Linked DNA regions of Mus musculus: region 2 is linked to region 1. Evidence: chromatin loops called from intact Hi-C (ENCODE). Cell type or tissue: heart. All regions are shown on one strand. Links, peaks and the distances in the headings refer to the core of each region. The heading gives the core; the rest is flanking DNA. Region 1 has its middle 43 kb from the start of Gm29857. Region 2 overlaps Camk1d (calcium/calmodulin-dependent protein kinase ID).

Region 1 (8,196 bases), core at 2,222-4,721:
GGTCTAGTCCAGCCTCCTTTTATTAAAACAAAAAGGGGGAGATGTGGGAAGCCACATGTGCCATTGAAGAGTGGCGCTGGCTACTGCTGGCCACCACGCATAAGTTTGGACAAACAACCAATGTGTACATATGCAGTAAAGCTTTTTGCCAAGACACTGCCTGGCCCAGGCATGATAATGAGGTTTTGAGAGTATAACCAGATGTGAGACATGCAAATGAGGTATGATAATGAGGTTTTGTGAGGTACTGAGAGAGAGTATAGCCAATCAGATGAGGAACATGCAAATGAGGCATAGTGCATAACCAATCCGGGTGTGAGACACGCCTCTCCTAGGCCTATATAAGCAGCACCAGTTCTGGGCTCGGGGACTCTTCGCCTCTGCAATCAAGCTCTTCCAATAAACATGTGCAGAAGGATCCTGTTGCAGCATCGTTCTTGCTGGTCGAGTCGGGCGGGTGCAAGAGACATGCCCTCCATCAATCCCAAAGAACTCTCTGCCCCAGACCAGCAGGTCAGCATGATCCACACTGGACTGAGAACAGCAAAGAAAGATGTAGCCGTTGCATTGTGGAAAGTTCAGTTCTTGTAAAAAACCTTTGCTTTGTGTCTGTCTACCCTTCCCTTCCCTTGTTGACCAAGATAGCTTCCAGGAAAATGTACTCTGTTTCTGAGATGTGGAAGCAGGCAGTGGGAAGCTCGGTCCTCATGGGGTGTTATCATCCTATGGGCTGTCACTTCTTCCATCTATAGCAACTTTGCCTGAATCTGAATCTGCTGTAGGGACAGCAGAATCAGGGCCCAGCTGGCAATGAAAGAGGGGACATTTGGTAGCTGAGTGGTTCCCAACAGCACATCAGAATTCCCTAGGGGTACAGTCGAGCCTTCCTGTGGCTGTCCCCACTTCTGGCTGACTTCAGTGACTCTGAGCCCCTCTCTAAGGTTTTGCATCTCCTAGCTCTATTTACCCCTTATCCAACCAGTTACACTCTAGGACTTTCTCCTCCTGTCTGCACCCCACTTTGGGGGCTTCTCTTTCTTCTTCAAGGTTTCTGCCTCCTGAACTTGACCCCAGTGTACTTGGCAAATGGAACAAGAAGACAATGAAAAACCAAACCCCACACAGTGTCCCCACCAACCCCCTACTACCTTCAGTTCTTTGCAGTGATTTTCTTCTCATTCTTTTTTTTTTTTTTTTTTTTTTTTTTTGACAGTATCTTTCTATGTAGTGCCAGTGTGCCTGGACTCATCGTAACCTTTTATGTTAGCTGCTAAGACTAATAAAAATGAACGTTTTAGTCTGGCAGGGTAGCTCAGTGATAGAATACCTGCCTAGCACAAATGTGAGGACCTGATTCCATCCTCGGGACTAAAATAATCTCCTGGCTTTAGACCTTTAATCTCTTTTTTCACCCAGGAAATGTTAGGGAGCAGTGAAATTTGGGGGTGGAGTTCAGAGAGCTATAAAACCCTCAGATTAGCTGGTCTGTCAGCACAGTATCCTAATTCCTTTGCATCTGAGATTCCTCACTAGAAGTTTTGCTCCCTGGTGGTGATGGTGGTGGTGATGGTGATGGTGGTGGTGATGGTGATGATAGTTGAGGTGATGGTGGTGGTGATGGTGGTGGTGGTGGTGGTTCCTCTTGAAGGAAGTCTGTCTTCAGGAACAGCTGGCTGACCCCCAGTCCCGTTGCTTTGATCCCTTTCTCTCTAACATCATCCATCTCTTACCTGCCTGATGTCTGTGGCCTTCCATGTTATACTTCTCTAGCTTTCAGATAGCTAAAGTCAGATGCTCTCCTGACCCAGACATCACTTACTCTCAGGTACTCCCCGAATCTCTCCCTGGAAGTTGATTTGGGATCATACAAAAGCTTTGCTCTGTTTCCTCTGTCATCCTGTGGGCTCTACAAAGCCATCTTCACATTGGGTGCATGTCAGTGGGTAGTTGACAATTGTTACCTCTTACTCTGAAGAACAGAATGCATGGAGTTGGGATAAGAATTCTGATTAAACTTTCTGTAATACAACCAAGCAAGTGATTATTCAATGACACTGTGGTCTGGACCTTAGCTTCTTCTGTTCATCAGTATGAGATACGTCAACTGCCAGACAGCCTCAAACCTCCTTTGAGTATCTTCCATGTACTTGACTCTGTGAAGGACAAGAAGGACTTGCAAAGCTTTAGTGGGGAAGTTGTGTTATTTTGCAAGCTCTCTATTGCAATGCTATAGCTTGTCTGGTGAATGTCCCTTAAGTCCACCCCTCATACAAACAGGAAGGAAAAGCCTGTGAGTCTTGTGCTAGTCAATGTTCTTCTGCAAAACTGTAAAAGGTTCGTATGTTGCAGGCATGAAGTAACAATATTATCTACAAAGGTCATGCTTGAAAAAAAAGTGCAAATTACCAAAAAAAAAAAAATTACAAAAAGTCTTGAGACTGAGGTGAAAAACTGCAGAAATGCTTTGCATCAATAGCATGAGGGTCTGTGTTCACTCTCTCAAAATTTACATTTAAAAACTGGGCATGCAAGGTGGGGGACACCTGAGGAGGACCCCACCCACTCAGAGGAGAAGGGGACAGGGGATGGGGATGGGTTGTGGAGGGTGTGATGGGGAGGGAGGGGCAGTGAGTGGGATGTAAAGTGAATAAGTAAAAAATGAAATGTAATGAAATAAAAATAAAAGAATATGTGGAACACACACACACACACACAAACTGGACACAGTGGTGTGTACCAGGGAGGCAGAGAAAGATGGATTCCTGTGCCTCAGTGCCCAGTCAGTATAACCTACTTGATGTCTATCAAACCAATGAGAAAGCCTGTTTCAACAAACAAGAGGGGGAAGGCATCTGAAGAATGACAGTTCGGGTTTTCCTCAGGCCTCCACATTCACACACACACACACACACACACACACACACACACACACACACCCCTTAATGCTTTAACTAAATTTCTAAATTTGTGCAGACCTACAGGTTAGACATGCTTATAGAATCCTGGTCCCCACTGGGCACTATTGGGAGGTGGCAGAAACTTTAAGAGATTGGGCCTAGTGCAATGCCTCAGAACATTAGATTACTGCCCTTGAAGGGGGCTGGGAAATCCTGGCTTCTCTCTCTTATGTGCTAGTCCTAGGGAGAGTTACTTAGCTCTACCACACACTTTCACCTTGATGTGGTACCTTACTGGAGGTCCAAAGCTATAGGCACAATTGTCCTGGACAAGAACATCAAATCTATGATCCAAGCCTTTTCTTTGTAAGGTAGTGGTGGTTTCAGGTGTTTGTTATGGCAACTGCATCCCAACTAATGGTGAATTTGAGAGTCTGTCTGCTGTGAGGCTGGGTGAGGTAATAAAATACTAACATTGCCTAGGTCTATGACACTCTCTACAAGCATGTTGGTATTGTAACCACACAAAATACAGAGCTTAGCACCACCTCTAACCAGTGTGGTGTTCTGTCAAACCCTTAACACTGATATCCACTGACAGCACTGTGGAACCTTCCTTAGCTTCGATCCTGGTCGCCCTGGTGCAGTCAGTTATGGGAAGTTTTCTTACATGAGTGGATCACCTGCAGCTGGTTCTCATAAGATCCACAGGGATGACCTTGGTTAATAATTTCTGAAAAACAAAATAAGTAGGAACCAGGATCCACATGCTCAGGCTCCCTTCGGGGCTGTGTGAAAACCTTCCATGACCACATGTGGAACACACTCTTCCCTTTAAACCATCCAGACAGGAAACGGAGCAACAGGGCCCAGGCCCTGACTCGCTGGGTGAAGCTTCTCCAATAAAAGGGGTGTACACTGTCATTTAAAGAATATCTTTCGTAAAACTGCTGAGTTACTTCCTCAAATTTTCTTCCTTTTTTTCTAAAGATTGCTGACTTTGGGGTGAAGAAATCACAACTGCTAACTCTTAGATCCCCGGAAGAGTGTTATGGGCTCTTTCTTAGTTCTTAGTTGGAAGGAAAAGCTCCGGATGTTTTGTCCACTACAGATAATTTTGGGAAACATTTAGTCTGTGGCTTCTTCCACGTTGCTAAGAGACTTACCACAAGATGGCGCCTGGCTTAGTTAATGAAAGGCTTTCCCTACTTTTAGGTCCTTGTACTTGGAGTGGAGACACTTGGCAGAGCTGATGATGTTGTTTCCATGGAGACAAAAGTCTGAATCACTGTATGAGTTTTTAATGATGGAGACTCTCCTCTTATATCCTTTAACTATGCTGTGCCTTCCAACTAAATTTTTCCTATTAACAGCAGCTAAAGTGACACCTGGCTTGTGACTGAAGACACTGGATCTTCTCCCCAGGTCCCAGTGGAGTAAGAGGGCCATGTGCTCTGTCCTCTCTCTGTTGTGTTTTGTAGTTGTTGATTTAAACCTCAGACCCTTGGTTTCCTTAATTCAAGTGTTTGTTATAGTAACTGCATCCCAACTAACGGTGAATTTGGGAGTTTTTCTGCTGTTCCTTAATTAAACATGGGGAGATTGGCAGTATAACTAGGAAACTCAGTGGAGCTGTAATAACTCATTTGTGTAAGGAAGGCTGACTCTGAACTCTAAGGTAAGTGATGTTAGCTACATAAACCCCAACAAGCCTGTTAGCATATCACTGGATGTTCCTGGATTAGCAGATGAATCAGAAATTAAGCCAGTCTAGCAGTCACAGATTTTTCAATTCTGGGACAGAACCACTTTTTCCTTTTCTCTTTCTTTTTGTTGGGGTGGAGGGAGGTTTCGAGACAGGATTTCTCTGTGTAGCCCTGGCTGTCCTGGAATCTTCTTTGTAGAGCAAGCTGGTCTTGAACTCACAGATGTCAACTACTTCTGCCTCCTCAGTGCTGCACTCAAAGGCCTGAACCACCACATTTTTTGATATTTGTTGTGAGAGTGGAATGAGAGGCATGTGTCCTTAAAGTGAAATAAACCTCTCTCTAGTACATCCCTGTTGCTATGTGGCAAGGCTCTACTGTCTTTCTGGATCCAGAACCAGCATCATTGGGTATGAAACTATCTCTGGGGAAGTGAATCTGCCCAGCTCTTATCAGCCTCTGGTTAGGACTTCCTGAATATGACACAATGTCCTGGGGGAAGGGAGGCCTGCAGCTCTTATCTTTATCTCTCATCTGACACCAGGGCATTCTTGTGGCCAAGGCCAATGATGATGTTGTTTCCAGGCAGGAGCCCTGGAAACAGAAGGTGGGTATAAGAGTGTATGTTGTGGGTGTAAATCCTTAGAATTGTTGTTCTTCTAAGGGGTCATGTTCAGAATTCATTAAGAGGTAGACCAGTTAGCTCTATGGTTGCTGAGGGTCCTACTCAATAAGAAACATCAAAATAACACAGGGGTTGTAACAAGATAGAATGTTGTACTTTTCAGACCTTGTTTATTTGTTTATTTTGAATTCATGAACTCACTATGTAATCAAGGATGATTTTGAACCCCTAATCCTTCCACCTCGACCTCCCAAGTTCTGGGTTTACAGGTGTGTGCCACTGCATCTGGCCTGGCCTTTCTAAGCAGACTGCTACAGGAGGTAAGCAGAAACACTTTTGATAAGTAGCTACAAATGTTAGTAAGATGCTCTATCCACCGCCACTCCCCTCTACTCCGAAGATCACACTAGCATTACAATTCCCAAGCTTTCCAGCTGCAGAACTTGTTGGTTAAGTAGGGCAGACAGTGTGGGACCAGAACTAAACCACCAGGGATAAGAGAGAAGAGGTTGGGTTTGATGCTTTCTACATAGCCATCTGGCCCTGATCCAGGCTGTCATATGCAACCATCAAACAAATATGTAAGGAATGTGGACTTATGGAGTGAGTCAGTGGGAACACCCTGGGTACTCACCCTGATAAGAGGAGGGTGAGTCTCTGGGACCAGAAGGGGTCCATCAACAAGGAAATCACCCCTGGCCGAGGACCTCAGATTTTCATCTTGTCATGCTTCCACGGGTACCCCAGAACAATATTGGTTACATTTATCTTGAATTGGCAAGAATGGCTTGATTTTAAATATTCTTCCTGTTTGGTTCTGAAAAAAATATAATTTTACTTATCAGTCTGGTCTCATGTCCCAATTTTTGCCTCTGACAAATAGCACATGCTTCAGATCTTTGAGTTCAGCCATTTTCCTTTCTTATTGGTAGGAAATCCCTAGGGGATGGCTAGAGATGGATCATTTGACAAAGCACCAGGCTGGGCTCTGAAAATTGCTGGTGTCAATCACAGTGTGTGTCACTGCTACATGTAAGTGGATTCAACACTGTGGAGTAAGATGAGATGGACCAAAGGCCCTGCTAAATGGAGCTAAATATCTTCAGAGAGCTGTGAGTTTTTCCAGAAGAGCCTTTCTTGAAATATAAATGAGCCTAGTGAAACAAAAGTTCAGGCTTCTGGTTCTACAATTTTCTGCTTGCACAGCCTAATGGCTTCCCCTTCTGGTTCATATTTGACTGACACTGTTCCTTTGACCATATTTCATTCCCTTTCTTCAATTCTTTTTTTGTTTTGCCAAAGTAGTTTCTTGACTAACTCTTCATGGTGGGCACGTGGGTAGAAAAACTCAGTTCTTTTTTGCCCTTTCACATGCTATTGATCATTTGAGTGGGAAGAGAATCTAAATTCAAACTCATTTCCCATAAACATTTTGAACAAATTATTTTATTGTCTTGAAGCATAATTAAGTTTTAAAACTTTGTGTTTTTTCTTTCAGGCTGTTTCCCTCGGCTGTCTCTTCACCCCTTTCTACTTAAGCTGGGCATTTCCCCAGAGCAGAGTGAGGAAACACTTTCATCAGCAGTCCTTCTGAGAGCTGCTGCCTCCAGAGGAACGAGGACATCATAGTCAGGATGAAAAGCCATTGACTTCCATGCCAGGGGCCAGAAGTTGGACCTTTTATGGATTCTGTGATTCATCACCAAGAGCCCCAAAGATTAATTTGCTCCTCTTGTGTTTCTAATCACCTGGGCCACAACAGAGGCCATACTCTTGCACCTTCACATTGTTTGAACAGACCTAGGAAGCACACCTTTCTGACAGAGTAGCAGGAAACAGAACATCTCTTTGGCAAATTGTTAACTTCCAGGTCTAAGAAAAACAGTCCTTCAACTTACGTTGAGTCAGGCAGTAGAAGGTAGCTAGAACTCACGGAGGTCAGTAAGAGAAAGGGGCAGCTGAATTTTCTTTGTGGAGGGTGAGAGCCAGTCATAGCTCCCATAGCTGTCATGAGTGAGAATTGTGAATTAGCTCAAGGGAGAATTTGCTGGCAGTTGGGGCCAGCTAAGAGCAGAATGGATTTCCATGGGAATTTCTGAGTTTTTCTTGTTAAGTTACTAAGTGGTGGAGATATATATCAAATCTCAGAACATACAGGATGCCCAGAATTCATGATCATGTGAGAATTGTTTGTCATACTTAGAGAAATGACTGAACACAGTAGATGCTCAATATAAGCTGAATAAAATGATCATGAACTTAATTATACCTTAGCTTTTGAAATGAATAATGTCACTTTGTTTGCTTCAGCATTCATAATGTTTCACATAATAACACATGACTGCCTTTAGATACTAATCTTAAACAATTAATAGAACATTCTTTCATAAAACAGTAGCTAAGTTTGAAGTGGTGAGCCAGTTGTGGTTTCCAGCTTTACCACTTAAAGTACTTCTTATCATCAAGTACTTGGTATTGGGAGTTGGATACATGTTACAATGATACATGCTTGTAATCCAGCACCTGAGAGACAGAGGCAAGAGGATTAGTTTGAGGCCAGCCTGGGCTCCAGTGATCAGACCTTGTTTAAAATATGGAAATAAAACTAAACACTGGTGTTGGGTTTGTGATGGGTCTCATCGGGAGAGAGCTTGTCTAACATGAACAACGTCCTGGGTTCCATTAACATGTTAAAGACAAAACAGAGCCACCTTGGGATCCTACAGATGAAATCAACACACAGGGCACAGGACAGTTGAACACAACGCTCTGTAATCATCTTGAGTAGGCATAGGCAGGGGGCTTTAAACTAATAGGAAACAGGCTTCTGGTATGGGAAATATGGCTTTTTTCCCTGATGAAGAAGGCATACCAGAGTGTGGTCCATCTCTACCTTCATCTAGTTGCATCCTTACAGGAATAAACACTGTAAGGAAGAGCCCATTGGTGATGCTCGTTAGTAAGGTAG
Region 2 (8,196 bases), core at 2,859-5,358, 320 kb after region 1:
GTGCTTCAGGGCCCCTCCCAGAGGACCTGCCAGCACTGGCTCCAGTCTGCCACATCACGTAAGAGAGCTGCCACTGTCCTCATCCCGGGTGCCTGTGTTGTCCTGAAGATGTTTAAGATGCTCTTATGAAACTATGATAAATTGTGAACAAGAAGTTTTAGTCTTTATTTCTTTTTATTTGAGGTTGCGTCTCCCATAGCCCTGGCTGGCCTTGGACACACTATGTAGTCAAGGATGTCCTGAAACGTCTTGTGCTGAGGTTACAGGCACTTGTCATCATGCCTGGTTTCATTAGAGCCTGCTTGGACCTGGAGCCTTGTTTGTGCTAGGCAAGCCTTCCACTAACTGAGCCACAATTCCAGCTTTTTTTTATCGCCTTAAAAAAAAAGATTTATTTGTTTTTATTTGATGTGAATTGGTGTCTTTCTTGTCTGTGTGAGGGTGCTGGACTCCCTGGAGTTGGAGTTGCAGACAGTTGTGAGCTCCCATGTGGGTGCTGGGAGTTGAACCCAGGTCCTTTAGAACAGTCAGTGCTCATAACCACCGAACCATCGCTCCAGTCCCCTTTATTCACTTTTAGTGACTCAAAGGAAAACTTATTTCACAACTGGGGAATGTAAACCCATTTTATTTACTATATAAACAGTAAAAAGCATCTATGACAAAATTGACTTGTAAACTTAGACTACCTTTGAGTATGTTAGGTACCATAGGCCTCCCTCCTTAGTGTCCTATTGATTATGGCTCCATCTGCTGGTAGCAAAGGGAAGAGATGTGAAGATTTGAATTTTGAAATATTTGCTCTTATTTTACTGTCTACTAACACATTTGTTCACATAGTTGTTACAGACAAAACCTCCTCATACCCTATGATACATCTGTATGCTCACATATGTTTGATACAAACACATGAAAATGGGTTAGTAGGCCGTAAAATAAGAAGAGCATATATTTCAGTGTTTACAAACCAGCAAACCAAGTTAGAAAGTTTGAGCCACATGCCTGGCCTCTCAGGGTGGAGATCCATCCTAGTCTTCTGGCAGTTTGTGCAGCTTCCCTGGGTAGTATGAATTCCTGTTTTTCAGATTTATTTTACTCTATATTATGTGTATGGGTGCTTTGCCTGCACATAATGTCTGTACACCACTTGCTTGCCTGGTGCCCAGAGAGGCCAGAAGAGGTCATCGGATCACCTGAAACCAAAGTTGCAAATGATTGTGAGCCATCATGTGGGTGCTGGCAACTGAATGTAGGTCCCCAGGAAGAGCAGTGTAACCACTGAAACATCTCTCCAGTCCCAGTACATAACCCTGTGTGCAGCATTAGGGGTCTATATTGATGCACTACACGTTAGTGGGTTTGATGAAGAACATTTTAAAAACAGCTCTTAATAAAGTGAAGCAGTGTAACACCCTAGCAACTTGTTGCCGCTTGAGTTCAGGAAGAGAAGGGAGGCCTAATGTCCGGAGCTTGACTGTGGAGACTGAACGTATTTCTCCTGTGAGCACAGCTGGTTCTCAGTCCTTGGGGTGGGTATTGCATTCTTAATGACGAAGTGGACACCTTAAGTTTAGGTGTCATCATCTTATACAGATAACTCCAGATTTATAGTCTCTTATCAGTGTTTCTCAATCTCCTTAATGCTGTGACCCTTTAACCTCCTTAATGCTGTGACCCTTCCTCATGCTGTGGTGACCCCCAACCGTAACATTCTTTCACTGAGACTTTCTAACTGTCATTTTGCTTCTGTAATGAATCATAATATCTGATTTGCATAATATCTGGGGTGCAACCCTCAAAGGGGCCCCAACCTCATGTCCTACTTTGCTTTCTGTTGCTGTGATGAAACACCATGACTTTGGAGAGGGAAGGGTTTATTTGGCTAAGGAGCCTGACTTAGCCCATCATGAAAGGAAGTCAGGGAAGGACCTCACGGCAGGATCCTGGAGGCAGGCATACAAGCAGAGGCAATGGCAGTAGACGTGCCTGCAATGGGCTCATCCTTCCCAATGTGTTCATCAAGCAAGAAAATGCTCCATAGACTTGCCTCCTGGCAACCTAATGGAGACTTTTATTTCTTCAATTGAGGTTCTACCTTCCCAAATGATACCAACTTATCAAATTGACGAAAACTAATCATCACACTAAGTTAGTACAAAAATTATGTAAATGGATTTAAAACAGGCTTTGTTAGAAGAATAAACTTAGACCAAATCCCAACAATGCTAATTATGACTTGTGATCAAATTGAATACTATACCACCAGATGTTTGTCTTCCTCTTTAAAGGAGGAAAATAATGCCTACTCTGTAACGTTGTTGTTAATTTAAATAAAGTATTTAGAAATCCCTAGGATCTAATGGTGTTAAGTGGATGGCAGGTTCAATTCTCAGCCCCAACGAAAACCAACTCGACTTAGTACAGTCTTGACACTCACTTGATGCTCAACAAATGGTGTAATCAAACAGCTCGGTAGATAGGCTCAAAGGAAAGGGATGAAATGTGTTCGATGGTGACTTTAGGCTTGTCATGTCCCAGGGGACTGGGAAAACTGCACTGCTTACAACAGCACCACTGTTGAGATGTTTAGGAAGACAATACCAGAGACATTGTCAGAGTCTGTAAACATAAAATGGGGGCGTCTGAAATCTACAGAGCAAGAAGCTGGACTCCAATGCAGGGTACCAATCTGGAGCAGAAAATTAAGTCATTTAACAAAGACTGTAGTGGTTTCTAGGGCTAACTCGGCTTTACTAAGAACGAATCCTCCCAAACACCCTGCTTCTCTTTTAAATAGTCTTGCGTGGCTTATAGCATATAGAAATGTCATTCCAGCCGTCCCCTGATTGTCTCATGGATTAATGGTAAAATATAAGCTCAGTGATAGTACTCTGGAGAGTGCACTTAAATGGCAATCAAAGCCAGTTGACCAATGGCAGTTATCTGGATGGGGTTCTCTGGTGGAATACTACTTTCCCATTTAAAGTTTTAAGTAGGCTTCTCTGAGGATTTTGGTGTTACAGCGCTTCTAGATGGTATTCCGGAAAACAGCTCTCTTCACAGATATTCCCCAAAACAGCTTGTGCATATATTTTATTTGGGGTGAACAAGGGCTGTATAAACCTTGGAAAGTGGGAAGAGGCTGACTGTACAATGTTTAAGGCTTAAGGTACCTACCGGGGATGCCTCATGTGCATGGAGAGGCATGATAGGTGCTTGCTTGTCGGCCAAGTTCTGATCTGGAGAAAGGAAGTTGAACCTGTAATCTCACCAATGACTAAGTGACATTCCTCAGGAAGCAGATGTCCCAGATAAAGTCAGGTGGAGAAGAGGAAACCCCACTGAAAATGGGGTCCTCCATTTTGCTCAGAGCTCAGGGGCCTGTCCGGTCATGGTAGCCTACAGCCTTAATAGCAGGGTCTTCCAACACAGTGTGATAGTCTCTCCCTGCTACCTGTGGATCAAAATGTAGAACTCCCAGATACCTCTCTAGCATCACATCTGCCTGCATCACCTAATAAAGCCCCTAGCTAATAAAAGTTGCCTTGATCATGGGATTTCTTTATAGCAATGAAGCCTTAAGACAATAAGCAAAATAATGAAGGGTGAAAACTTTTAAGTTCAAAAGCCTGGGTGAGAAAGGAAATATGATTGGAAAAATGCAAGTAAAAATGAATAGGTGGCTTAGTGAAGCCTGAGCTCATTTTACTCATTTGCCCATTCATTCATTCACTCACTCACTCACTCACTCACTCCACAAATGGTTTTTAAAATGTTCTCTGCCATACCCTTCTTTGGCATTAGGGAGACGGTAGTGACTGAAATCATTAAGATTCCTACCTACATAGAACTTACCTTCTTAAATGTGAAGGCTTACACAGATGCTGAAAAGAGAACCCTGTATTACCATTTATTTGAATATGCATGATGTCCATTTATTTGCATATGCATAATGTTCATTTATTTGCACATACATAATGTCCATTTATTTGCATATGGAGAATCTCTAGCTCATGCTGAGTAATAGCTTCACTATTATTTAATACCCAGCTCTTGATAGCTGTGTTTCATACCTGGGTCATTACTTTTGCTTGAATAACATAGTCTGGTCAAATGAATGCCACTAGAGTGATAAGAGACAGTGACTATAGACTATATTGTAAGATACCTGAAGGAAGATGGATCCATGACAAAAGAAAAGCCTAGGCATTATGAACCTCCCTGCTCTTCAGGAAGACATATAGGTTTAATCTCTGCTGCTTTCAGAAGTAATGACTAACGACAGGGATGCTAATTTCTAGTGAGTATCAGACTCCCTGGGAAGGCTTCTTGGCTATAGCTTGTGCGCTCACGGGAGCTGAGTATCCCTCTTGTCTTGTCCACCACTAACTCCCCAATTCCAATGACTGTGCCTGGTATATGGTTGGCTCCCACCAGATATGTGTTGAATGAATAAGGGAAAGAAGGGACTCAGTTGATGGTTAAGTGTTAGCCTTAGAAATGGATGTCTATTTAGTATTTTGTAAAGATAATTTATAAATTTTAAAATGTTAAGTTTAATCTGTCTGTATCATAAGGAGTCTGGACGGGGAATGCGTGATTCAATGTAGATGTAGGAGGCCAGCATGTTTTCTTTTACTACATTCTAACAGCTCCAAGTTAATTAAAGCACTTTTCTTAAGAGATGTTGAAGAGGCCATTTTGGGATGTATTTGAAATCACTCAAGTATGCTTGTACAAGCATTAACCATGAAAACTCAGCCCCATCATATTCTTGAGATCTTTTCTATAATTCTGACCCACACAGGACAGCTTTCTGTCATCTTAAAGGCAATCTCAGAGTTTGCCATTTAATGCTTGCGTGGTTTGCTTCATTGAGATGAGTTTTTTGAAAACAAGACCCCCTTCCCCCCTTTGTATTTTTCTAGATACTTAATAGAAACCCGGTGTGGGACAGATTGCTCTGCCGCCTGCCTCGCTGAGACACTGGTTGGAAGGCAGAGTTACTGAAGTAGCGTCTTCTCAGGCATTCATTTCATCTGGTTGGTCCCTACCATCCGTGGGTTCCCCCGCAAGTGCCTGGGATGCTCCAATGGGCACGGAAATTAATTTCCTGTCAGCAACCAATTAAGACAGGCCAAATTCTCCATCCCACCAACCCAAGTCAGGCATTTTGGCCTTTATTACACCCTGCCATTTTGATTAGGCAAATGCTGTGAACACAGTGGAGTCTTGGAATGCAGTCTAATGAAATGGTTGTTAACTGTTGAATGACTGAACTCTTGGGCTCAAGCAGCCTGCTTGGTTTAGCTTCCAAAGACTGCCAGGCTCATAGGTGCCAATCTATGATGTGCCCAGGTGTGATACTAAGACTCAACACATGAGGCCATGCAGCTCCCATCGATGCTTATGTTCCGTATGAATAACGATACAATATCTGGAGCATATTTGTATGTTTAAAAGAGTGTGTTGTTTTCTAGAGTTTGGAGGTAATTGTGACTCTAGTATTTCATTTTGTACCCCTCTGTGTGGTGCCATTAATCTCAATTATCTATAAATGTGGGCCCTGACAGCCCAAATTGATGTGACTAAGTGAAAATATTTATGCTCTTGTAAAGAAAAAATGTATATGATATACACTTTCTTTGATTGTAGTCTCTCACATATAGCCAATAAGGATGATTCCACAAATATCTAAGATTTTGACAGTTCCCATTTAAGAGGCAAGACTGTTTCTTTGGTGGCGTGGTTTATTGAGTGCACTGGTCTTTGGAACTCATTGCTGATACTATTTTGCTTTACCTCTGTAGTGACAGTTACTGATAGTTAAGTAGGCGCCCTGCACAGGAGGTGGGTGAAATGTGAATATAGTGTAATTATTTTAGTTCCCTCAAACATGTTAACCAATAAGAGCTATAGAAATCAGAGCTAAGTACTGCCACTCTTTGTTAAGTACCTTCTCTTCTCCCAGCTCAAATCGAGAGAGCTGTCTTGTTCATTACAGCTTTTAGTGCTCTTCTTACAGAGGAAGCCATATGACACTTGGGTGAAAATTCCTTCATTTTCACAAACTACATATGGAAAGTTGTTTTTTTTTCCTGTTCTGTGGCAATGGCCTTTAAATATCATCCATCCTTTCATTCAGCAAATATTTATTAAACAAGCCTGTTGTAGGCACAAGGTTGTGTGAATCTACTTTCAAGGGGGCTCACAGGAACCTGCATGTCCCACCTTGTCTTTAAATGGTTCATCAGGGATGTTAGCAAAAGGTGGTAAGAGATAATTAGCTCATTGAGGATTGAAACAATTCTTCCCTCATATGCATTAAATAAATTTGGATCCTGACATGCTGAGCAGAAACTGCTCCTCATGGAGAACCCAGTTTAAGATCTAGAAAGAATCCGTTTCCTTCTTTTGAGCTGTCTTCATTCTCCAACACTGATGCTCAGTGTGGTCCTTAACCAGCAGCATCTGCTTCTTGGTGAGATAGATAGATAGATAGATAGATAGATAGATAGATAGATAGATAGATAGATAGATAGATAGATAGATAGATAGATAGATGCTAAGTCCCTACCCTTGACCCACTATATCAAAACCTGACTTGGTACCAGATCCCCGAGGGAGTCATTTTTGCACTAAATTTTGAAAATTACCTATCTGCTCTCATTGTTTCTCGAGTCTCTTTATGTATACACACTGTCTTAGGGTCTTAAAATACAGATGGCTGGGACCCACTGTGGTTTTATATTATCAGAGTTTGCATTTGTGCCAAATTCTCAAAAGATTCAGGGGCTAGCTGTAGAGATTATCCTTGTAATCCACTAACATCAGGGATTATCAGGAGAAAGAGAAAATAAGAAATCCAACTGTCAAGAGATGGCTCGAATCTGTATTGTTTTGAAAACTTGTGATGAAATTAGCTTTGCTACCCACTAGTTCATTCACTTGTGAAACTGAATTTGCTAGTGGGATAAATGTAAACTCGGGTGGAGGTGTTCAGGCTGGCTTTCCTTTGCCTACATCACCATGAAGCTGTTCCCTAGAATGTAACGGTTGTCGGGAAGGATGGACCCACACACAGGGAGCTGTTTAGGCTAGTCTGCTGTGCTGTCCCTGCGTCAAGACAGAAGAAAGAAGTTATTAAGTTCTACCCAGGATGCTCTGCCACTTGTCATGGAGCAGTGAGAGGAAATACAGTATTGAGAGATTTGATCCATATGCACATGTACAGCCATGGCATTCAATCCAGTGTTGGCTGTGGGCTTCTAAGGCCTTAGAAATGTGAAGACAATGGGGTGGGGGAGGGGGTGATGAGCTAAGGAATACATTTGGAACAAGGAAGTAGAGTCTTCAATGTTTTATCAAGGAGTTGGGTTTTTTTTTTTTTCTGTCATGAACTTGTCTTCAAGTATAATTGTCCTTATCACAGTGTGTGCGCTTTCTTTTTTACTTTTAGGATTAAGCATGAAAACATTGTTGCCTTGGAAGATATTTATGAAAGCCCAAATCACCTCTACCTGGTCATGCAACTGTAAGTACCCTGCTTGTTTGATGAGTATTGAGGGTTATGGACCCCAGAACCTCACGAAGGAATGCTGTGGACTGTGTGAGGCAAGACGATATGATAGTGATGTCTGTGGGGCACCGAGAGCTAAGATGGCCCCCACATGGGGCACACAGTCATCTTCAGGCCTGAGTGGGCCCATGCTGGATCTGTTAAATCCTCAAGTTGGGCTCCATGCTACTATTGTGCTGTGTCTCTCTGACTGTCTCATGTGCCAGGGCCAAATGGTGCCCAAAGACACTTCAGTGGGCCTAGGATGAGGAACACTTTGCTCCCATCTCTAGAAGAGACTCCCACCCTTCATTTCCAGGAATGCCGGGGGAGGAAAGCAGATGGCGACTGTGTGCTCTGTCCTCTCCCTCCTCTCCCTCTGGTGCATAGATACATCCACTTGCTGGAGTCAGATGGTGACACAGCCACCTCCATTAGATTGCCCCTGTAATCTGCAAACATGCAGACAAGAAGGAAGTGAGACTATCAGGTAGAAATGACTTATACATATATTTTGTTTTGTTTTGTTTCTAAGGTGAAATTATCTTTCTTGTCACATAAATGCTTCACTTTAAGTGTGATCGTCAGGAGCATCCCACTCAGTATTTATTAGAATTAAATATTAGAAATCTCTCAGA

The links. A loop is a pair of places that touch in the nucleus more often than their neighbours do. Peaks named below come from ENCODE experiments on the same cell type or tissue, not always from the same donor. Only the 100,000 strongest peaks of a DNase experiment are listed, where the experiment ranks them.
Region 2: a loop joins it to region 1, with 8 times the contacts of the local background. A loop is called at or near these places in 15 of 42 quality-filtered maps.

What each region holds. Positions count from the first base shown.
Region 1 is chr2:5,766,717-5,774,912 of GRCm38, reverse strand. No RefSeq gene overlaps it. Among named protein-coding and RNA genes, the nearest start is that of Gm29857, 43 kb to the right of the region's middle. In heart, for the core only: a CTCF peak has its summit at 4,055 (motif pointing right); DNase peaks (open chromatin) are centred at 3,722 and 4,072.
Region 2 is chr2:5,444,408-5,452,603 of GRCm38, reverse strand. Camk1d (calcium/calmodulin-dependent protein kinase ID) reads left to right here. Exons shown (of 11, transcript NM_177343.4): 3 at 7,460-7,534. Among named protein-coding and RNA genes, the nearest start is that of Gm36853, 34 kb to the left of the region's middle. In heart, for the core only: no CTCF peak of the experiment used is centred there; no DNase peak of the experiment used is centred there.